Regions from separate parts of the Mus musculus genome. Here regions 1 and 3 are each linked to region 2. A link is a loop called in an ENCODE intact Hi-C map of the cell type or tissue named here. Cell type or tissue: heart. All regions are shown on one strand.

What was found. Hi-C counts contacts between places; a loop is a spot of excess contacts. Peaks named below come from ENCODE experiments on the same cell type or tissue, not always from the same donor. Only the 100,000 strongest peaks of a DNase experiment are listed, where the experiment ranks them.
Region 1: it touches region 2 in a loop (2.6-fold over the local background); 11 of 42 quality-filtered maps call a loop at or near these places.
Region 3: a loop joins it to region 2, with 6 times the contacts of the local background. A loop is called at or near these places in 18 of 42 quality-filtered maps.

What each region holds. Positions count from the first base shown.
Region 1 is chr13:9,177,943-9,185,942 of GRCm38, reverse strand. No RefSeq gene overlaps it. Among named protein-coding and RNA genes, the nearest start is that of Larp4b, 88 kb to the right of the region's middle. In heart, a CTCF peak has its summit at 3,892; a DNase peak (open chromatin) is centred at 3,882; H3K4me3 peaks cover 358 bases.
Region 2 is chr13:9,272,345-9,280,344 of GRCm38, reverse strand. It overlaps Dip2c (disco interacting protein 2 homolog C), which reads right to left and starts at 3,820. Exons shown (of 37, transcript NM_001081426.2): 1 at 3,279-3,820. The coding sequence starts at 3,363. It also overlaps the pseudogene Gm46391. In heart, a CTCF peak has its summit at 3,637; DNase peaks (open chromatin) are centred at 3,174 and 3,794; H3K4me3 peaks cover 2,479 bases; H3K27ac peaks cover 1,578 bases.
Region 3 is chr13:9,463,956-9,471,955 of GRCm38, reverse strand. All of the region lies in intron 1 of Dip2c (disco interacting protein 2 homolog C), which reads right to left. Among named protein-coding and RNA genes, the nearest start is that of Dip2c, 190 kb to the right of the region's middle. In heart, a CTCF peak has its summit at 4,527 (motif pointing right); no DNase peak of the experiment used is centred here.

The DNA of each region.
Region 1 (8,000 bases), 94 kb after region 2:
ACCTAACTAGAACAGATAACGTGCCACACCCTGAGATTCTTTCTAGAGTCTTTCTTTCTGAGCCCCAAGGCTCAGCTGCTCTCAGCAGAGCTGCATCTAGGCCTCCGAGTGTGTGTCTAACAGAGAAGACACGGGACACTCAAAGGGACCCAGCTCAGAAGCCACTGGAACAGGGTTGTAGCCAGTGGCCAGGAGAAGGCCAATCACTGCATATGAACATGTGCACACCAATGTATACATACATCGTGTGTGTGCATGTACATGTGTGCCTTAAATCCCATGCAGGTCCCTCTCAGGAAGTGTGTGCTGCAGCAAGGATCTCTGACATGAGTCTTGAAGTGCACAAAACTGTCAAAAGCTCTCAGGCCACAGGGTCCACATGAGTGGCTGTTCTTACCTTCAGTGCCATAGGTCTGCAGCCTGAGCTATGGCTGCTGTGCTTCCAATCGCCTTTAAAGGTGCAGCCAGTCTACCGAGAAAGGTGACTTCCAGGGAGTGATGATCTAAGAAGTCTCAGAGACCTCAGAGCAGGGGTCAGTGAGCTGGGGAGGAGGGAACCTGACCTCTGAAGCTATGAGGCTTTATGTCAGGGTGTCGGCCTCGAGGACTGCAGCTGTGCACCTGAGAACAAAGCCAGCGTCCGTCCGCTAAACAGGGTGAGTGCTAGGGAGTTAAGAGCTGCACTTGGGGCAGTCACCTGACCACAGTGACATAACCGGACATCAGAATTCAGCATCCTGGGGGCCTTTGAGACACAGTTCTTGCTGGATTAAAAATGTTTTCTGTCAGAGATAGTCACCGACTCATAAAGCCATGGAGAAATGTCTTTCCTGGGGTCGGAACATATCCCAGTGGACGGGTCTTCTCGGGTTCCTGATCTGGCCGAGCCCAGCCTGACTTGTGTCGGCAGCCTTACTGTGTCTGATGGATGATGCATCAGCTCTACTTTGAGACGTACTGAGTTACCTCAGGAAGCCTGGAGGACCCTGGACCCTGGAATGCTGCTGGTGGTGTCAGACACAGGCAGGTGAGGAATGTCCTCTGCTGCTGTACTTCTGGGACATGTAAATGTGGCCCCATCAGAACCAATAGGGTCAAAACCCCTTGATAGTGGGCCCAACACCCAATAGTGTAAAGTGTCCCCTGGAGATTGATACACTGAGTCACAGGCAGATCTGGATTTGGGAAAAGCTGCTGGCCCTGGAAATGGGTGCCTTGAGGGTACACACAGCTCTCTGCCCAGCCCTGCATATGCTAGCCTCTGTGTGTGTGTGTGTGTGTGTGTGTGCTCATCATAGGTGCAGGCATCAGAACAGATTTGATGGGATACCACCTTGCCATATTGAACAATAGTGTCTTTACTTCTCAAAGTCAGCTCAGCAGAGGCCTTCGGATGAAACTCCAGGTGATTCGGGTCTGGGCAAAAGGCCAAAGGCCCGGGTGCAGCTATGACCTGCAGAGCACTCACCCTGTTTGGAGGAAGTTGCCGGCTTTGTTCTCAGGTGCACAGCTGTGGCCCCTGGGCCCTGACAACGTGCCATGAAGCTGCTGAGGTCAGGTCCCCTCCTTCCCAACTCAACAACCCATCCCACACTTAGTTCAAAGCAACAGGTCCTGGGTTTCTTGTCAGCGAATGTACAGGCATCTCTTGTATAAATGCTACTCCAGTGAGGGGAGTGGCCGTTGCGGGTAGAGTCCTACTCGGATCTGAGCAGAGCTGGGCATCAAGGTAGCCTTGAAAGAAAGGAGAAATGGCTTTAGAATACCAGGGCCAAACCACCCATAGGTGTAGGAAGCCAACTCTAAGATGGCACCGGTTTCCGGTATGCCGTTGTCATAAACAACATCAGTGCAGGTGTAAGCCCGAGTCTGGCGCCAACCCCTCCCGAGCGGGTACATGCTAATTAGGTGACAGCAGTTCAACCTATCCCAGGAGGACATGAAGCCTTTCCCTGTGCTCGGGTGCATATAAGCAGACCTCCCTGGGTGCCCGGAGTCCCCGTAGCAGCATCGAGGCGATCCTGCAATAAAGGCTGTTGAGACGAATCTGACCGTGTTGTGGCTTCCTTGCCGGGCGCGACATAGGCACAGCAAGAATGATACATTTCTATACCATATAGAATTACAAAGTGACAGTAAGCCTTATTGCTGAAGACTGCAATATATTTCTCAGTGACCATGGGGAAGTCGAGCTGGCACCCAACTAGAGTTTACATCCCTACTAACTGGTGTTCACAGTACTGGAAGGTGCTCTGCACACTACCAGAGAAGAGAGCTAAACACCAACCCAGCTACAAACCCTGTCATCTGAGGCAGTGACCTGCCTGTGATATGTGTAATAGTAGAAAAAAAAAATATGTGAGAATAACTGATCACTCAGTATCTGACTGTACTGAAGGCTCATGCCATGGGATGGAACCCCATGCCTGGGGCAGTTCCAGACACAACAGGACTGAAGCACACAAGAACTCACAGACTGCGTCAGCTAGATAGGACACCAGGGCTGAGGGGAAAACAGGCATGTGCTCCCACCCATAACCAAGAAGCGATCTCAAACTGACAATAATTTGCAAAGGAAAGATTTGTTTGCTCCAACTGCATCTCACTGGGCATACACACCCCATGCCAAGGCCAACACAAAACAAACTCAATGGTATCTTTGTAGAGTTTTTGGTTGGTTGGTCCCCCCTGCCCCCATATTCTTTGTTTGGATTTCTTCTTCCTTCCTTCTTTCCTTCTTTCCTTCTTTCCTTCCTTCCTTCCTTCCTTCCTTCCTTCCTTCCTTCCTTCCTTCCTTCCTCTCTCTTTTTTAAAGATTTATTTATTTACTTTATGAATATGAGTACAGTGTCGCTGTCTTCAGACATAACAGAAAAAGGCATCAGATCCCATTACAGATAGTTATGAGCCACCATGTGTTTGCTGTGAATTGAACTCAGGACCCCTGGAAGAGCAGTCAGTGCTCTTAACTGCTGAGCCATCTCTCCAGCCCCTCTTTCTCTCTTTTCTTTTTTCTTTTCTTTTCTTTTCTCTTTTCTCTTTTCTCTTTCTTTCTTTCTTTCTTTCTTTCTTTTCCTTCCTTCCTTCCTTTCTCTCTCTCACTTTCTCTTTCTCTCTTTCTTTTTTTTTACTAGTCTTTTGCTCGTTTATTATGATTTCCAATTTTGTGTTTTTTTTATGGGGTTTGTGTTTCTTGGCTTTTGTTTGTTTGTTTGTTTGTTGTTTATGAAGACAGGGGTTTCTCTTTGTAGTCCTGACTGTTCTGGACAAGACTGGCCTTGAACTCAGAAATTCACCTGCCTCTGCCTCCTGAGTGCTGGGATTAAAGGCCACCACCATCAGGCTTGTTTGTTGTTTGCTTTCTAAAGGGAGAAAGAAAGATGTGTGAGCAGATGAGTTGGGCATCAGGGTAGCCCTGAAAAAAAGGAGAAATGGCTTTAGAAGACCAGGGCCAAGCCACCCGAAGGTGGGAAGAGCCGAGGAGAAAATGACAGAGGGAAAACCTGTCGTCTGAATAGATTGCATGAAACGATATGTTTTCAACTTAAAAATAAGAACAAATCACATATATGTAAATATATCACATATTTGTGTATATATCCTACCTACCTACCTACCCGTCTGTCTGTCTATATCTATCTGTCTGTCTATCTAATCTATCTAAATATTCACATCCATGAGCAGTAGGGTCTCCGGCAGTCTCTGAAGAACTCTCGCCAAATTTCTTCTACAAGCACCAGGAGGAAAAGGATGAAGCTGTCTCAAGACCAAGCTCGGTGTCTTTGCCTTTTAAACAAGAGTACAAAAGAGATCCTCCTACCTTCTCTTGCTGCAAACAAAGGGACTTCCCTCGAGTGCTTTAGGGTGAGGATCGAGCACCCCCGTGTGGTGGTGAGTCCTACACTGCATCGTCAGGACGCGGACCTTTAGAAATCAAGTCCTTTAAGTTTCTATATACACCAGAGATTTCAAACGTTTTCAGTGTTAGAAAAAAATTAAAAGAATAAAAACTGTTCTGGGCTGGTGCTGTAGGAGGGGTATAACTCAGTGGTATAACATGCTCGCCTAGCATTCATGAAGCCCTGGGTTGAGTCCCCAGGACCACACACAGCTTCCAAGTCTATAATTGCAGTACTCAGGATCTGGAAGCAGGGAGATTTGAAGTTCAAGGTCATGTTTAATTACATAGTGAGTTAGAAGCCAGTCTGGGATACATGAGACTTTGTCTTAAAACAAACAAAAAACAAACAAAAACAAAAAACAAAACACCCAACCAACCAACTAAATAAACAAAACCCAGCAACATTAAGAAAAAAAACGGGACCTGTTTTATACCAATGCATGTTGGAATCGCTGTATTTCAGCCTGCCAAATCAAATAAGGTCTTTTGACATTAATTTCACCAGCATTTTCTATGTTTTACTGGGATGAGCACACTTGTACACAGGGCTCGTGCTGTTTATATCACAGTACAGAGTTTAACCCTACTGAGCCTCATTACAAGCTTTGGCTGAACTTAACAAACAGCAACAAATGGGTCTTTGGCTACCTGACCTAGGCTGGGCAAATAGTCAAGGAGGCAGGAAGTGGGAGGCTGGGCCCTTTGCTCTCTCTCTGCCTGTTTATTGGAGTCCTGACCTGAGGTTAGGGAGAGGTCCTGAGGCACTGAGGCAGAGCTGACTCCGGAAATTTCCAAAGCACGAGGGAACAGTGTGAGCAGCATGTGATCACCACATATCTGACACGCAGGACATTTGCTTTGCTGTGCATCTGACAGTGAGCATAGATGCCACGCTGGGGGCTGTGTTGCAGACCACTCTGGCTGGGCGATCCCTTGTCATCAAGGTGGCCTCTGTCCCATGGGAGCGCTTCACTGAAAGAGTCCCTACCCTCACAGGCCCTTTAGGGACTCTGTGGTTGCCACTGGAGATGAACCTACCTCCTTGTGTGTCTAAGAGGAGTGAGACCCGGTTTCCCCGATTCTAAAAAACAATTTGTGGATGCTTTCGGTGGCGTTAACCCATTTTTTTCCTTGACCTCAGATGCACGAGCAGACACTGCAGGTATCAGGGGGCTCTCTGGACTTTAGAACCCCATGCTCCTTAACCATGACAATCCTCTATATATGGGAAACAATATTTTGTTTACTTAGTCTAGTCAAGAATACCATTAAATCTCTATTTCAACTTGACAGGACCTACAACCACCCAGGAGAGAGAGCTTTGGGTGCGTCTGTAAGGAAGTCTCTAGACTGCATTGACTGCACCGATTGTTATTGTCCTAAATGTGGGCAGTACTGTTCCTTGGGCTGGAATCCACGCTGCCTGGAAACGAGAGCATAAGCTAGGAACATGAGGGTTGATCTCCAGTTAAAGCTCAATGGCGATACAGTCCATGGTGGCGGGGAAGTCCCGGCCACAGGAGCAGGAAGCAGCGGTCATACCGGTAACAGTTAGGAAGCTGACGGAGAACAAGGAGGGAGGCTTAAACCTCCAGGCCTGCTCCTAGTTTAACCTACTTCCTCCAGTGAAGCTCCGCCTCCTAAAGGCTCCAAAACCACCACCCTCAGGGTACTGTTCAAAGAAATGACCCTAAAGGAGAATTTCATATTCTCACCACAACACCGTGAATACCTCACACACTAGGAGAAGATAGTAGATGGCTGATTACTCTGGGGATTCTAATAAAAAACAAGTAAACAACGCGATGAGTTTTAAGTTACGATAGTGCAGCTATAAACCAAACGGTGTGTGGCAGGGCGCAGGCTGCCAGCCTCTGTGAGGACCACGGCCATGTCGCGGGGTATTTGAACTAAGGTGTTGGACGATCAGAGGCTTTGCTATGGGGCAATGTGGTATGTTTGTGGAAGGGGACGCGGCAGTGTGGATGGAGAAGGGGTAAGCGTTTGGAGATGAAGTCAGAGGTGGGTGGGTGACAGCTCCCATCTCTGCTAGTCAGTTACTCTGTGAGTGCCCCAGGAGCTGAGGCAAGGGGAGGCCACAGCCTGCGGGGGGTGGGGGGGGATCCTTGGGCTGCTGGGAGGAGCAGGGAACTGAAGACCCTTTAAAGGCATGTAAGGCATGGATGTGCTGAACGTGGGTGAGTGGTCTCTGGAGGTCTAGAATCAGAGCTTGCCCAAGGCCAAGGAGTAACAGGCTCAGGATGCCTCAGATGTCTGAATGGTTAAGGATACAGGTGGAAATACTGCTTTTGTGGGGAGAGGGTGTGGGGCGGAGCAGGAGTGGAGGAGTGTAATACCTTAGATGTATTGCATCAAGTTTATGCTAAAATCACGTTGGCCTGTCAGTAAGTAGCTGAGCACCTGGCAGCTGGGGGACCAGCAAGACGCGGGGGGGGGGGGGGGGACACGACCCTGGAGCACCTTCCAACACCAGTTCTGGGCATACTGATGGCTATTAGGGTTTTTATTGCTGCAACAAAAGGCAAGTTGGAGAAGGAAAGAACTGACTTGGCTTACACTTCCATACTGCTGTTCCACCATCGAGGGAAATCAGATCAGAACCCCGGGGGGGGGGGGCGGGGCGGGCAGAGCTGATGCAGAGGCCATGGAGGGGTGCTGCTCACTAGGTTTCTTCCCCTGAATCACTCAGCCTGCTTCCTTATGGAAAGAACCCAGGACCATCGGGCCAGCGATTGCACCGCTCACAATGGCTGGGCCCTCTCCAACAGATCACTAATTTTAAAAAATGCCTTAAAGCTAGATCTTAGGGAGGCATTTTCTCAATTGAGGTACCCTCCTTTCGGTTAACTTTAGTTTGTATGTCAAGTTGACATGAGACTAGCCAGCCCAGTTGTCCTTCTTTCTTAATGGTCCTGATTGTGATCAAAGCCCTGGGTGGCCCTAAGTGGTCCAAGAGTCCATTTTCTGACCAATGAGATGTGCAGTTTGGGCGGCAGTTCTTAGTTTAAAAACCATGCATCAAGCTATTCTCCCTCTAGGTTTTGGAATGTATACTCATGCTGCTGCAGCATCTTTGAGACGCTGACCTGCAGGTGGCAGGGCAGGGACATGGGGAGGGTCTCTGAGGACACCACTGGCCTCTACTGTCTGCAGGGAGAAGACACAATGGACTGCTGACCACCCAGGTTTTTCAGGTTGGGGCATTGATGGACATGGGATTATAAGCCCCGTGATTAAGTATAATCACAGGTATGAACCTGGGAAAACTACCTAGAAAGAGTGCAAACACAGAGGGTTCTGTAGGGATTAGGGGTGTCAGAGAGAGGCCAGCAGTAGACCCTGGAGGAAGGTGAATGTTAAGCTGACAAAGTCCAAGGATTTGGGGCACCAAGATGCTTCCATGTGGATCCTCAGTCCTTACCGTGTCTACCTGTTCTATGGGAAAACCTGGAAACACAGGACCCACCCACTCATCTCTCCTAGGAAGCCTCTTTACAATGGCTTGGCCTGGGTACGATGCCTACACCTGCCAGTGGGTCACAGTCCAGTCTCCATTGAACAGGTGCCAGGTGAAAAAATTCCATTAAGACCTTGGGAGTGCCACGCCCTGAGACAGACAAGTAAACTGAACTCAGCCCTTTGCTGTGGACAGTCTCGGACTGTTAAATGCACTTGTGAAGACCCTAAGGGCAGTTATGGCTTCTACACTAGTGTGGCTAAGGGCTTTATGCTGTCAGTCCTTTTCTGTGGTTCTCCAAATTCTGTTACTATGCCCTGTCCTCAAGATGGCTGTTTTTAAGTCTCTGCCATTCTCCTATCTTAAACCGAGACCCCAAAATAAAGAAGGCCATTTCCAGAGAGTTACGATGGGAGGCAGATCCTTCAAGAAGCTCCCACACATCTTACTTCCCTGTCAGGTAGGCTCGCCTTAAGGTCACTAGAGTAGTGTGTGTGTGGGTGGGGTGGGGGTGGGAGGATGCAGTGAGAACGTGACCAGACAGTTGCTCAAAGAACTTGAGTACTGCTGGTGGGTGTTGTGAGTTAAGGAGCTGGTTGGGGAAGGGGGTTGCCAAATGTT
Region 2 (8,000 bases):
CAGGGCTGTCTGAATCAATATAAGAAGCTGCACACTACACCTCCTGCAAAAACCTCTTGGGTTTTACTGACAAGACTCTATAATGGCAAACAAAGCCTAGCTTTTCTCAGTGAAGGAAGCACTGGGCAGTGACAGAGGCTAGAGAAAGAGCAAAGGCACAATAAAGCAGGAAGGTTAAAACAAACAAAAAACCTGCAGCCAAGTTACCAATGGACAAATCCTTATCAAACAAACAATAACTTGATCAAATAAAAATAGCATCAGTATATATAACAGCACCCCAGTAGATGGTACAGACCCAAAGTGAACCAATGTATAGAAATCTAGGTAATCTACAACTCATTTAGGCTGGTAGCTGATATAAAAACTTTAATAGTCTGGTCATTTTTTTTTCAATGTATGTCATTAAAATGGAATTTTCTTTTATTCTCCTCTTAGAAAATGAGCCCTGGAAATTCCACAGATTTTCCTGTAACACTTTCTGATATTCTGATAGTTGAATAAATAAAATAACCAACTCTTCTGTTTGTTTCTTTTTTGAGACAGAGTCTCACTATGTAGCTCTGGCTGGCCTGGAACCTGCTACAAAGACCAGGCTGGCCTAGAATTCAGAGAACTGCTTGTCTCCTGAGCACGGGGATTAAAGGCATGTACAGACAAGGAACTTAACTCTTTCCATATAGATTTTGGTGGACAATATACTGGGAAGCAGTACACTGCAATAATTTGACAGTAAAAGTCATCCTAAGTTTTCACTTTGAAACTGGGTATGTTGGGATTTTTTTCTCCCAGTTAGGCAAGGTAAAGAGACCCAGAGATTCTTGATCTTCACCTCCTAGGTTTCTATACTAGAATAGCAGCAATACTAGAAAACAAATTGATTCATCTCTTCCAGGAAAACAATCCCCTTGGTTACAAGACATGGAATTTCAAATGGTTTTTTGTAAATCACAATCAAAACTCAACAATGACAAAGCCACACTTTATAATAAAGTCAAAGGTAGCACAGCTAATACATAGATGGGAGGTGGGGGCTGGGAGAAGAGCAGGTTCCAAGGAGTAGCAGAAGCTGAACACAGTGACAAAAGGCTTTTTTTTTTCTTTTCTTCTTTTCTTTTCTTTTCTTTTCTATTCTATTCTTTTTGTAATTCTTAAAAGTTTAGGTCAGGTCTCAACATAGCTCATATAGAAAAAGAAAATAGAAAAGGACTTCCTGAATACAAATATATGTACACACTTCTCTAAGCCCACCCATTCACCAAGAAACTCATTGAGTCCTCTAAGTTCTATACAGACACAAGGTGCTCACAGGGAGTTAAGCTAAGTACACCTCATCTAAAGTGGTTTTCCATACTTCTCTGGGCAACACTCACTCTTCAAGAGTGATCGATCATGACAGGTGACCGCTGTTACCTAAAAACAAAACAGACAGCTACTCTCAACAAGAGGAGAGCAGGATATGTGGCTCCAGGCATTATGTGAGGCTTTGAGAGTAAATGTGAATTGACTTCCTAGTAGGCAGGGAGATTCAGACCCTGCGGAAAGGGCTCAATGCAGGTTCAGATGGCTTCTCACTTTTCAAGTATGGGTGGGCAGAGACACATCACATTAACATAGTGCAGATAGCAGAGGTGCTTGCTTTGAGTGAGAACATGAATGGGAAGGGGTGCTTTCAATACAGGATGCAGACGATAAAACAGCGCTGGTAAGCTGAAGAAGACAGTCTATCTCAAGTCTAACAAAACACAAATGTTTCTTTATAGTTACTTACTAGAAATACACTGTCCACACTGCATACCTCATCTTCCAGTTTAAATCTAAAGAATTCAGCCCTGCCCTTTCTGCCTGTGGAAGGGTGATGCTCTCTCTTATCTCTAGATGGTCAGAACTGAGGCAGGAAGCACAGTCTGGGACACATTATCTTTTCCTCCATTGGAGCTTCCCAGGGACTGCTTCCAAAACACCTTGGAGAACCCCAAATTCGGGATAAAGAAAATGTCTAATCTATGAGAATCTGATAACAGAAGCAACACTTACAGCCACCTGGTTTACTCTCCACCCTGCAAGTGTTAAAAGGGAAAACGTAAAGTCAACGTCAGCTCCTCCCCATGATGAAAACTGGCACGAATGAATTTACGTTCTGGCTGCTGGCCCTCACAAATCGTTACCAAAAAAAAAAAAAGTTTACCATGCTAAACTGCTCCAAATATTAACTCAAGAGAGACGACAGGCCATTTCCACACCACTAAGCTGTAGTCTTCTCAATGAGTGGGATGACCGCTAAATATTTATTACTAGACACATTTTGGAACTTTAGTGGAGGAAAAAGGAAAAAAGAACCTACAAAACCCAAGCTGAAACTTATGACAGTTGAGCACATGATGTCCACCATGAAGAGCAAAGACGAAAGCGTATATAACACTCCGTGAAATCACAGCAGAGCAGCCGCAAAGTCTCAATGTCTCTATCCGGCACGATGGGAAGGAGGCATCCAACCTGGCCTGAGGGGGGAGGTTTTAGGGCTCTAACTCAACCAGCTCGTCACAAACACGCCGGAACAATAGTACTACTATCTTCCTCCCGCTGACAGGACCGTGTGCCTGCAGCCTCAGGGGGATCCAATCCCGAAGTCCACTGACAAGTTTCGCATTAAAATCAGGCCATTCAGAGGCCGTCCCCAAGCAGGGAGCGTGGAAGCATGTGCTGTGCTGGTGCTGGTGGTGCTGCTGGTGCATGTGGTGGTGGTGATGATGGTGGTGGTGGTGGTGGTGGTGGTGGTGGTGGTACTGCAGCTGCATCAAGGACGCAGCGCCTCTCCATTAGGGAAGAGCGCACATCCCCACCAAGGCCATTTCCCCCGCAGCCCTAAAGGTTGCTCCATCTTGCTTCGTAGCCGGGAGCCCCGGGCCCAGCCGCAGCGCGCAGGGGGCATCGCGGCTGCACCGTGCCAGTTGAGCCTGGAGGGCGGGGGCCGCGGCACGCACACGCGCGCGCGTGCACACACACACATACACACGCACACACACTACACACACACACACACACACACACACACACAAGCACGCGCGCACACAAGCACATGCACACACATGCACCCTCCCCGGGGCCACCACACGGGGCCCGGGCCAGGGTCAGGGCCGGGGCCCCGCCACCCCGAGGCCCGGCGCGCGCCCTCCCCGGAGTGACAGCACGGCCCGGCCCGCGGGGCCCCGAGCGCGCTCCAGAGAAGCGGTGTCCCGGCCCGGCCCGGGCGCGGGGCTAAGGGGGGTTGCTGTTACCTTCCGACAGCTCCAGCTCCAGCTCGGCCAGCCGGGCCCTCACCTCCAACGGGAGAGCCATGCCTTCCAGGCTGCGGTCCGCCATGCTCGCCGCAGACGCCTCCGCCCTGCCGGCCTCCTCTTTGTTCGCCGACGGAGGGCTCCTCAGCGGCCGCCACTCGAACCCGGAGGAGCCGCACTGAGGAGGCGGCGGCGGGCGGGCGGGAGCGGGAGGCCGGGCGGCGGCGGGCAGGCGCGCGGGGATTTTCTCCTTAGCCTCCTCAGCCTCGTCAGTCTCCTCAGCGCCTCCTCAGTCTCCTCAGCGCCTCGTCAGCCTCCTCAGCGTCTCCTCAGCGCCTCCTCAGTGCCTCGTCAGTCTCCTCAGCCTCCTCAGCGCGGCCCCGACCCTGGCGGTGGCCTCGCGCCCGGCTCTCTGCGCGCCTCCCCCAGCCGCGGGCTCCGGCCCCGCTCGGCCGGCACCGGATCACGGGCCCGCCCGCGGTCACGGCCACAGGGCTCTCGAGCTGCTCCGCGGCCGCCCTGCCCCGGCGGGAGCGAGCGCCGCTGCGCGCGCACCGGGCAACAAGAAGGCGCGCGCGGAGGGTGGGAGCGCGCGGACGTGCCACGGCGGCGCGCGCTCAGGGGGGCGGGGCCTCCAGCGAGTACTTCGAGAGCGCGCTCGTGGGACAGTGGTGCATTTGGCCTTAGGAGGGGGTCTTCCCAACCCTGAGGCTTAGTTAGGCTCCTCAAGACTCAAGGAGAAAAATAAAGAAGGCATTCGGAAGCACACCCTAGCCTGCTTGTTAAAACTTCAAATGTTCTGGATCATCGAGGGCTGATTTTTTTAAAATACTTTTAAGAGGAAAAAATAATTAAAAAAAAAAAACAAAACAGCATGAGACATAGATTGAGTCCTAGGTTTGAAGTTTAAAAGCATGGATCTAGAACAGACTACTATATGACCTTGAAACACACAATGTTTTGTCTAGACTTCATTTTTCCCATCCGTGGAAATAAATCAAGGTAGGTTGGGTCTGTCACACACTGTCCAGCCTAAGGAGTCTTCAGCAAGTGTCTTCTCCCTCACATCCTACAATATCATCCCCTGCTTTTCTTCTACCTCTTGTGAATTTTTTTCCCTTTGGTCATCGCCTGTGATGGTATCAATGTCTATTCTGAATGGCTGATACGGAGTCTGACTATTTGGGGGCATTCTCGCATGGCCAGCTGTCTCCAGAGTAATCTCACCTAGCTGCCCCTGAAGCCCCAAACACCACAAAACCAAAGTAAAAACAGCATCTCCTAACATTAAACATCCACCTGCTTCTTAAAGCATTTTATTAACTCTTTGAGAATCTCCTACAATGTATCCCTTAGCTCCTCCCAGAGTCATCCCCACCTCTCTACTATCCCAATTTTATGTCTATTATTATTATTATTATTATTATTCAATAACCTATGGACTCCAATTTGTTCTGCTCAAATATTTCAGGATGGCTGATCTCACAGGAGGCACATCCTTATGGAAAAAAATAATAAAAAACTGACTCTCCCTCCCCGAGAAGCCATCAACTGGCCATAGGGATAGGAGCTCATTAGCCCTTTGCTATGGCATGCTAGAATGTTAACTGCCTTCATCCTGTGCTGGCAACCATAGCTTCTGTGAGTTTGTGAGTCCAGAGGTATTGTCGTGTCCAGAAGACAGTTTTGTTCCCAGTTTTCCTCAACCTCTGACTATTACAATCTTTCTACTCCGTCTTCTGTGATGGTCTCTGAGCTTCGGGTGTGGGGTTATGATACAGACGCCCTATTTGTGACTGAGCACTCTACTGACATCTATTCTCTCCACTTTGATCAGTTGTGAGTTTCTGTGTCAACCACTACACAAAGAAATTCCTCTGATGAGGTCGGAAGTCTGCACTAGTCTGTGGGTAGAGAAATACAAATTTAGAGGGCAGTTTGATGCCTCGTCCCTTTAGCGGAGTAGTAATAGTAGGTTAGGTTCACTCCTACCTATGATCTCCCCAGCCAGATTTGCAGTACCAGGCATATGTTTCCTCCTGTGAGGCAGGTCTGAAATCCAATCAGACAGCAGTTGTGAAAGCATATGACCTTGATCTTCACACATAGTATTAATATCATTCAGGTTATTATTGCAGGGTTCATAGATGGTTAAAACTGTTAAACACACACATCCACAGCCTGCATAGCACCTTCCAGTACCAAGCAAGACAGCCAACAAAGAAGAAACTTACTGATTAGCATTGATGGATTCTGCCATGTCCTATGAATAATGTGTACGGTGCCTTCGGCCTTAGGGTCTTACCCATCACCCACCTGCTTTTATCAGCTACTAGTGTTTTCCTAATTATCTAGGCTAAAGTCACCCTGGCTTCTCTACCTTCCTTTATCTTCACACAACTTTTGCTTCTCAGTCCCCTCAAATGTATCCCACAAAAACACTGATGGTCTGCTTCCTTCCCATGCCTGCAAACACTGTTTCTAGTCCCCATGCTTCTTCCTGCCTGGAATATTCTAAAGACCATTGAGATGGTGTACCCAGCAATGGGACCCTGAAATTGTAGACACTTCTTTCAACAGTGCTTCAGCACATCTTCTTATGGAACGCAAGTGAACTTCTTAGCTTTAAACTAGGGGACCCTCACTAACTGCTCCAACCTTCAGCCTAGTCTTACCTGCCCACCCCCCATAGGTTCTTGAAGAAAGGATGACTAATATTCAGCATCCTTGCTAATTGTACATCAGTCTTCTGAGGCAGGACCTCATGTGTTCAAGGCTGGCCTCCAACTTACTATGTAACCAAAGATGGTATGTACCATGCTGCCTGGTTTATGCAATGCTGGCAACCAATCCCAGGGCTAAACCAACATTCTAAAACCTGAGTACACCCCAGCCCCCAAATGGAACATCCATCTTCTTAATTGTTTTCATCTTGTTTATGTTTATTTTTATGTATAGAAGTCAGCATGTTAGATCTTCAGGATTTGAAGTCACAGACAGTTGTGATCTGCCATGTGAGTACTTGGAATGGAATCCGGGTCTTCCAGAGGTGGAAGAGCAGTTAGTACTCTTACTTGCTGAGCCATCTCATCTTGATTATGAATTCTCTTGTTGGCTCAGAATTTTCCCCGTCAGCTCTCTTCTCCCTTACTATGTTCCTATCACTCTGATTTCATCCAATTTGACCTTCAGTTAGTCTTAATCTTTAGCCTGTGGGTAGACTCCTTGAAGACCAGGAACAAACCTCTGGAAATCTCATTCATTTGACAAGTGTTGCTCTCTTATGAAGATCTGCTTCTCGGTAGAGAACTGTGGGAGAGAAATAAGCCACTAGCAATGATAAACTTGAAAACTGTGAGCTCCAGACTGCCGGTTCTTTTGGTTCTATACCGGGTCCTATACTGTGAGGTATGTCCATTGGTTTGGTGTTTACTTAAGAACATATTAAAATACAGTAGATACTGCTGGCACAATGTTTGGCCCCATTCTTTTCATTATGATCAATCTAGCCACTAATTAAGAAATCTCTAAAGATCTCATTCCACTTTCCATGTTATAGATGAAAAACCTTAAGGAAGTAAAATATAATAAAACCAGGACTGAAACCCTAGTCTCCATTACTGTCCCATAATGCTTTGTCTGGACTTGGTTTTTTTTTTTTTAACCTTACTTTTTATCTTTTGCATATATATTGTTTCCAATTTTGTGTTGTTATGGGTTTTCTATGTGTGTCTGTAAATCTGTATGTGTTTCTCATGCTTTTCCTTTCTTTTCCCCATTTGTTTGTTTGCCTGGTTATTTTGTAAAGAAAGAGAAAGAAGGTGTGGAGTTGAATGGCTGGGGAGGTGGGGAGGATCTGGGAAGAAATGAGGGAGGGGAAACCATGATAAGAATATACTGTATGAAAAAATCTATTTTCCTTGTCTTTGGTCATTCTGTGCCGTCATGTCTGTCCTGAGGCCACTGCTGCTGAGGAGCCTGACCGGCTCTGCCCGTCGGCTCATGATGCCAGCAGCTCAGGTCCACTCAAAGCCACCACAGGAGCAGCTCAAAGTCCTGGATATCAACATTGGTCTCACTTACTGCTTCATGTGTTGTCTTCTGCCTACTGGCTGGATCCGTTATACCTGGAGAGCTACAAGAAGCAGGAGTGAAGAGAGCTGTCTTCCCTCATCCTTTGACTAGACCCCTCTTGCCAGCCCACCTTGATCATATTTCCTGCATTCCTGGCTGGCCTTCCCTGGGACCATGTTATTCAATTCCAGTCACCTCTTCTGCAATCATGACCTCTCGATGTCTCCATGGTGACAACTGGGACCACATGTATTGGCTCTGCTTGGTGGGGTCCCCCTTTGTAACAATAAAGTCTATTTAAACCTTGCTCCAGAAAAAAAAAAAAAAAGAAAAAAGAAAAAATCTATTTTCAATTAAAATAGATGAACACAATAATAAAATCCTAAAGTTATAAGATGAAGTTCAGCAGCTATAGTTGTCTGCACCAAGACAAGGTCAAGAATAAGCCAGCCATCACCCTAGCACGGAAACAGAGGTCTTAATAAGTCCAACCTTTAGCTGAGGAGCTATGGGCTCCTGATGGCTTCAGGGGAAAAGATGGTAAATTTTCTTTGAAGCTGTGGTTTAACCCATACTCCATTGGATAGCCACATGCCAATGAGAATATGGGCAGAACAATTTGGTCTTGATGGGTAACTCAATTTTTAA
Region 3 (8,000 bases), 190 kb before region 2:
GCAACACTGACACTACCACTTCCTTCCACGCACTGCTCATAGCTCTCCAGAATAATGATAATCAATAATAATGAAAGCAGTATCTCAAACAATTTTCTGTCATGACATTATGACTCTCAACACGGACATTTAAAACATTTCTTTCCTTCCATCCTGCCATTCCCAAAGAGGAGGCAGAATAAATTTTCTTTCCTGTGTAGCTGATACCAATGCCAATGACCAATGGTACTGACCCATGTGAACTTAACCTGAGAAAACTGATGAACCAAAGCCTCAGTTTCCACTAAAGAAAATGCTTTCTGACCATAAATGTGATGCTGTAAGTTTAAATAATGAACCAACATTTTACTTCCTTCTTACAGTGGTGCTGGGAGTTATATCCAAAGCTTTCCACATGCTGGGCAAGCATTCTACAACTGCGCTCTTACTTTAAAAGAGGTATATTCCATTCATTCTATCACAGGCACTCCTATTTCAGGTTAACTGTCTGAAGCCTGAAGCCCAGTCTCCACTGTTGATTAGATGTATTACTATGCTCCTCCTGACTTCCCTCCACTCACCACACATCCAGTCTATGAACCACCTCAGACCACACAGTCCTCACTGCTACTGCAGCCACGCCTTGCTTAAGCCTGCTGTCTAGAATACCTCTCAGGAGTCACAAGCTGGGCCCTAGGAGCATCCCTCCACCTGCTTGCACTCTGTGCCTGCTCTTGCTTCCTGTTCTGGCACCTTTCTTCTCTTCTCTCAGAATGAATGCCCTGAGCTTCCATTTTCTAATAAAGGGATAACCCAGCATCACTCACCTAACAGGAGACTGTTTAACATATCATCTAGCATAGAATATTCCCCCAATAAATGAGCACTATCGCTGTGTTGTTACTGTTTATATATGATCACTTTGATTTCCTATGAGCCTTTAAGCTCTATACAGAAGAGGCTCCTCACAAAAGCCACATGAGGGCCAGGTACAGGGGCTCACCCTCCATCTATTTAGTGGACAGACAAGTGAGCCAGTGACAGAGACATGTGGCATATAATGACATTATACTTGAAACTAATTCCATTTGCTTTAGGCAGTGGTCAGAAGGAATGTCTCAGATACTTGGCTTCTGGTGTTCTCAATTTCCAGAGATTCAGAGCCATTCACATCTGTCCTACATACTTTGCAGTCAGTTACAAAAGGTCCAAGATAGACAAAATACATGGGTATTTAGGACTCATTAATTCATGAGACCGCATAACTTTGTTCTGCAAGTGCCATCTTGGAAAAGAAAGAGCAATAGTTGAGCTGGAGGGAGACTACTGACTGAAGGCATAAGCCCTGCATTATATACCACTCAAAACCACCCTACTCCAGCATCATGCGCAGATCCAAGTGTCCCACACTCAAGGTCAAGTGTGGAATGACTAAAGCCTCACTGAGACAAATACCAAAGAGTACTGTGCCGGAGATGGATCATGTTCTTTGTTGTCCTGGTACCCTTTGTAGAATAAAGATGTCCTCAGCTTTCAATCTCTCCTTCCCAGAAATCTTAATAGCCAAATTTCAATAGGTCAAGCTAGCTCACTGAAGGAGGCACTGCGAAATATAAAGTACAACAGAGGACAACCCATGCTGTTTCTTGGAAAGGACATTGTGCTTTACAATAAAACCAGAAGTGAGAGTGTGCATTGTTGGCTCAGTAACTTTTTAGTTGACCCCACATATCATGCTTTATCTAATGGGGATCAAGAAGAAACTGGAGAATTTTCAAACACTGAACATTCTCCAGCCGCCAAGCACTTTTATACACACTAATAGCATTGAAGTTAAATGATGAAGTTTTTGTCTTACAGGTGAAAAAAAATGTTATTCATAAAATAAAAGCTGAGTCCAAAATCAGCAGCAGGCACTTGACACTGCCAGGATTCATTGAAGGGCTTCGATGAGATCCTCACACATTGCAGTTCCTAACATACAATAGCAGGTAAGTACTTACTCACAATGCAAATTAGGGACAAGAGCTGGCCCTGCAGGTGCGAACCAAACACAGCCTGCTTCATACTCAGTAGATGGCTCAGTGACTCCATGCATTCAAGTTTGCAAAAGTATGACCTCATTCCAGACTCAGAAACCTAGGCTATGAAATGATGCTACCTACCACTTCTTTAAGTGGAAGAAGAGAAACTGAATAGATACATTCAGAATTAAAGGACCAGACCCACCTATTTCTTCATGAACTTTGTGGGAGCTCAAGGAAGGACTGCCCATTGCGCCGTCATCAACCTTTACGGCCCCAAGTTCCCCAGCTCTCCATCACCTTCTCCTCCTAGCCCAGTAGCCTCATGTTTTGGAGATAATGCCATTCTGCTCATAAACGGGTCATAGTTTATAGGAATGCAGTCTGTCAAGATGGCCTACTCATGAGTAGGCTTCTTGCATATAAAATTGGAAGGTCACCGACTTTCCACCAACCGGATGCACATCACTGAATAGCGACAAGAGCGGTTGGAAATTCTGAGATGATTGTTATGGGCTCCTTAATTCAGGGTTCCTGACAGATTGCTTGTATCAGTGTCTCTTCCTGGGTAAGGGTACTGTGCACGGGGAGGTACGGGTGAGAGAGACACAGTGCGTTATGAGGAAGATCCAATGTGCTTCTTGGTGTCATAAGATGTCCCTGAGTTGGCTTGTATTGACTCTGATTAGTCAGCAATCTAAGTGACATGGTTTAAGATTGTACTGACAAAGACCAGTTGGAGTAAGGATGAAGGCTCTTTAATAAAAGGTTCTATAAAGGACAATGAATACAGTACTTGACCCCTGAGAGAATAGCCTATAAACCTCACAATTTTACTCCAAGCTTAGAAATCATCTAAGGGCAGATAGAACTAAGACAAGTTTCCTTCCCACAAGTTTACAGCCCTCTGAAAGAGGCACCTCAGGCAAATCCTTCTGAGGCATGTCCTGTTCTCCAGTCCCCAAAGTGACTGGAGAGGAAACATTTGAAAGGTCCACTACTTCCTGGGGCTCAGGTTTCTTGTTTTTGTTTTTGTTTTTGTCTTGTTTTGTTTTGTTCTATAGCTTCAAGCACAAACAGCAACCAGTTAGCTCAGCTCAAAAAAGTCCAGTCATGAACTTGTCTAAATAAATCCAGCCAACCCAAAACAAAGTTACCTGTTTCACATTCAGTGACCCGTTGTAGATGGACACATATGTAGCAATTGTGTTCATGTGGGAATCTTTAAAACAGTAACAATAGCAAGCCTTATTGAGCCCTTGCCTGGTTCTAGGTGCTACACTTGACCTTAAGTACAGCAGTGTCTGCATTCAACAGCTGCACAAATCACCGTGATCTCAATGTTATAACCAATAATTAAAAGAAAAAACTGAGTTTGTGGCATAAAAATGAAGTCAGATTTGGATCTTAACCTACTCGCTGTGTTCTGGAGTCTCACAAGGGCTGGTTTGGTTTTATACTCTTAAAAAAAAAATGACTAATTTCATTTAAATTTCTACCTTTGTAAATATCCCATCTAACCTGAATGTGTGTCCTTGACTTTCAGGTTCTTCCCACTAGCTCACAGAAACCCATGCTCTGCCATACAATTGTGCCAGGCAAGCCTGGAAATATATTGTAGTAAAATCACCATGGTGTCAAAGCTCAGTGATGTCTGACATTTTAAAAGCAGAATAAAACTGCTTACAAGAATGAATTGGATAAAAACTCTTGTATTTTAGTGCAAACAAAGGTCTCAAATATGTAAACTCAAGTTACCACAGAAAAGGCACATATATGCTAAAGATTCCACAAGGCTGATTAACTAGGAGAGCTGGTATTGTTGCAAATCCCAGTGCCAAATTTCCTTGAACTATGCCTATCATTTAGTAGGCATTCGTTGCCTAGCATTGAGTCTCACCTAGAAGCTTACAATGGCTACCTTTTGGAATATATTAATTCATTAGACCAGTAGCTTCTGAGCAACATAAAAGCATAGAATATCAACAGATAGCATCTCATTTCCCCAGTTAGAGGTAGCCCATCTACCTCAAGTTCTGACCAGTGTATCTAAAAAGTGCCTTGACTTACTATCTCTCTTGTTCTAAAACTACAACAAACTTCATGACGTCAGGATTAATGAAATCTAAAATGAGCCAATGGCCATATGTGGACCATTCAGAGCCAGTGCACTGAGTCATGACAGATGGTCCTCAGTCATCTGGCAGGACAGAACATGCCACTATTTTCTCCCTATTTTCTTTACAGCTGCTTATCAAAACCTATTTTTTCTCCTCAATATTAACTGCTAGCATGGTTAAGTCTATTATTCTAGACATGTGTTTATTATCAACTTGTAGTAAAAACATTTAAGACTACTTAAAACTATATATCCTCATACATGTACGTACACACACACACACACACACACACACACACACACACACACCTTCCTTTTATTGAAATCTAATGTTTGGGGAGGAAAAGCATCAGTGCCCCAATAGGCAACCCAAGAAGTTAGTTCTAAGTTGACCACCAGGGGGCAATAAAGAGCAACAGACACAAGTGCTGTATCACTCTAAAAACCACTATGGGTATTTTCTAAGTGTTTACAATCCCAGTAGTGCCATTATACTCATATAGAGGTTCAAGGCCTACAGAGTGCTCCTATATATGTGAATGTGTGAAAATGGAGTTCTATTTCCTAATATTTTAGCTGTACTCTCATTAGCTACTGAACTGCTTTCAAATGGATCTACTAATGCAGCTTTAACGGAGTTTATGGGAGAAAATATTAGATTCAGTGTAAAGTAGCCAGCCATAATATGCTATTATGTTATCCTACAAAGCTGGTTAAACACAGAGAAGAAAAATCAGCATGGTATTTACTTAGGAAATGTCTTTCAAGTTTGTTGCCTAGCTCATCAGTATTTGCCTTTAGATTGTTTTGAGAAGCAGACTAGGAAAACTGGATCTTATCTAGATTCCAGGGTAAGATACTTACTGCAAAGAATTAGACCTACTCAAGTTCTGTCACATCAACATGACAACTTTGCCACCAACTTCAATCTCCTTGCACAGAATTTAAAACTGGAAATGGAGAAGGAAACAGAGGTGCTCGCATACAATTGCTCTAAACATCATTAAAGTGTACTGAATTAATACTTTCTGCATGTTCTTCTTGGAAAAATAATGTAAATTGTATGATTGGTGAATCTTGGTGAGGATGGCTATTTCTGTGTTTTGTGGTTAAGTTTAGCTGTGTTCATTTTCAAGATGTGGGAGTAGGATCCAAAATATAAGGGATATTAATTTTGCTTTTTTGTTGGAACAATTGGTTTGAATCTGCACACAAGGGTCCGCCCCTTCTGAGCTCAGGATCATGAAATAGAGACTTTCATCTGCAGGGGGCAAAAATAGAACTTCTATTTTTTAAGGTGAGGGTGGCACTCAGTGAGAACTTCAGTTTTCAAGTTTTGAGGTCCTGTTCTCCTGTTATTAACTCCTTAATGTTTTTCTTTTATCAAAATTTAATCACTAATTCCAAAATTAGTATCTAGCAAGATACTAACTAGAGTGCACTGTTTCTGAAGGACAGTCAGCCAATTTGCATAAGACTTGGATACCTGTGCTTTAAGACCTAGAAGAGCACTCTTGAATGCTGGTGCTGTCAGCAATGTGTCTCGTCAGTAGTTGGTCTGTGTCTAAAGGAATAGAAGAAGTCTTGAGTAGGTGCAGACAGTGCTGCAGTATGGGTATAAGTACATATAAATCATAAGTCTTTTCCTCTATCTTCTTAGTCTTGTAAAACCTCACAAGTGGGTGTAGGGGTTCATACCTGTCATCCCAGAATTTTACAAATACTATGCCAGGAGAATGACCTTGAATTTGAGCCCAGCCTGGGCTAGATAAGTTTTAGGTGAGCCAGGACTTCTCACCTAGCTAGCTCCAGACCCTATAGCTAAGCAATGCAACATACACATGCATGCAACACACACACACACACACACACACACACACACACACACACTGTTGTTTGGTTTCTTTTCGTTTTGTTTTCCTATATGAAGGTCTCAAGGTCACCACAAAACAAGCATCCAAATACTAAGTTCCAAGAAAACATGTTATTATGATCATTTAGCCTGATCATTATTAAAGCAAGAATTATCCCAAAAGATACAAGTTGATCATGTTATCATGCTCATAAATTAAGAGGCACATAGAAAAGAACATTTAATGGAAGTGAATGTTTCATTTTCTGGTTTCTGAATGAAAAAAAAAAGTTGATTTCTGGCAAACCAACAAACATTAATTAGGTAACTATACACAATGCTTCCAGAAAATTTAACAAATAATATAATCCAATTAGTTCTTTAAAGTGCTATGAATATTGCTGAGTTGTAATGGTAATATGTCCATAATTAAAATTGTTACAAAAACATTTAAATTTTTAATCCCAAATTAACCATAAATGGATAGGAATGCAAACCGAGGTGTTAATATTTGGCACAATTTTCGTTTGGCATTTTTAATGTCTGGTTATTGTTTTCTCAGCAGAAGGATATCCCTGTCTTATTTCAAAAGTGAATTTTCAAGCACAGAATGACTTCTAGTATGTGAAAGCAATCTTAAGAGGTGTCTAAGGTATCTAAACATAAAAACTTAAACAATTCAAAACAAGCTTCTACCCAGGAATCAGCCTGCAGCGGTTCCACAATAAAACCTCACGGCCTTCACACACTATGGTAAGCACACATCACCAATCAAAAACTAACCACGGAACTAAAGGCCATGGGTGAGCTCAACTGTACTTTACCCTTAAGACCCTGTGCCAACATACACTGCTCAATTGGGGGACAGGGCAGGCATCTCAGAGACCCTAACCAAGTGGAATGGCTTCCATTTCCCAAACTGAGTAGATATTCTGAAAACTCTGGGAAGACTAGAGATCTAGCTCCTTGTCTGTTCTCTGGCATCCCTGTAACAGGGATGACATGTGAAGAATCAAGTGAATATAAAGGTGGCTTTGTTTTCCATTATCCAGGAAGGAGTAACAGAGATGGCAATTCAAAATGGTTGTTGTTTCAAGCCTTCCATGTTTAACAATTCATGCTAGGTCTGGTATCCTTGAAAATGGACAAGCAGCACCAGAGTCTGGTAACAATCCAGGAGAGTATAGTACACAGGATAAATGGGCATCAGGATCGTGTCCATTGCTGTGTAGGTTTGGGGTAGTCAAGTTTTATGCCCAGACATCACTCTGCTATGTATCTAGTAGAGTTGGCCAGTGGCTTTCAATCTGAGCCAAAGAAGGAGAACAGGTGCCATGGCAACCCACATCCCTGCAGAGCCTTCCAAGAGTCCCCAGGAAGCGCACACGTTACTTCTAGTCCTCCTGCTGCCAATGTCCCCACTTTCTTATGTTCTTATTTGTAGCTTTAAAAAATTCTTAAGGCAAGAAAGAAAATCTAAACACCAATTTGTATCAAGACTCTAGATTCTAACATGAGAGTCAAACAACAACTCGATAAACATACCTTATCCCTACCTGAAAAGCTATTTATCCTTAATATATACTAGCATGCTTCATTTAAAGTCTCCAAGGACCTCAAGTCACTGGAAGATGAGCACTACTGAGCCCTTCATAACATGCATGAAGAAAACAGACATAAGAAATAGGGTCTGAGCACCATAAAGTGATGCAGTCTCAGCCACCCCTCTTTTTTTTATTGAGATACTCTTAACATTTTAGATAAAGCAATACAAGTTTACCACTTCCTGAAACACACTGAATCAAAAGTGACGGTAACTGCATAGTCAGTGTAGGGTCAGTAGGCACTGCCACCTACTCACAACATCCCCCACTGGCTTCCCTTGTAAGTGTGACCTCTTATCTCCCAGCTTCTAAACAGCCTCTTGCTACTGCACTCCATCTTTACAATGCTTTCCATAATGAGAAGGGCTGCTCAGAGCATCTAACAGCCATTATTAACCACTTTCCACTTGATGAAACCCAAT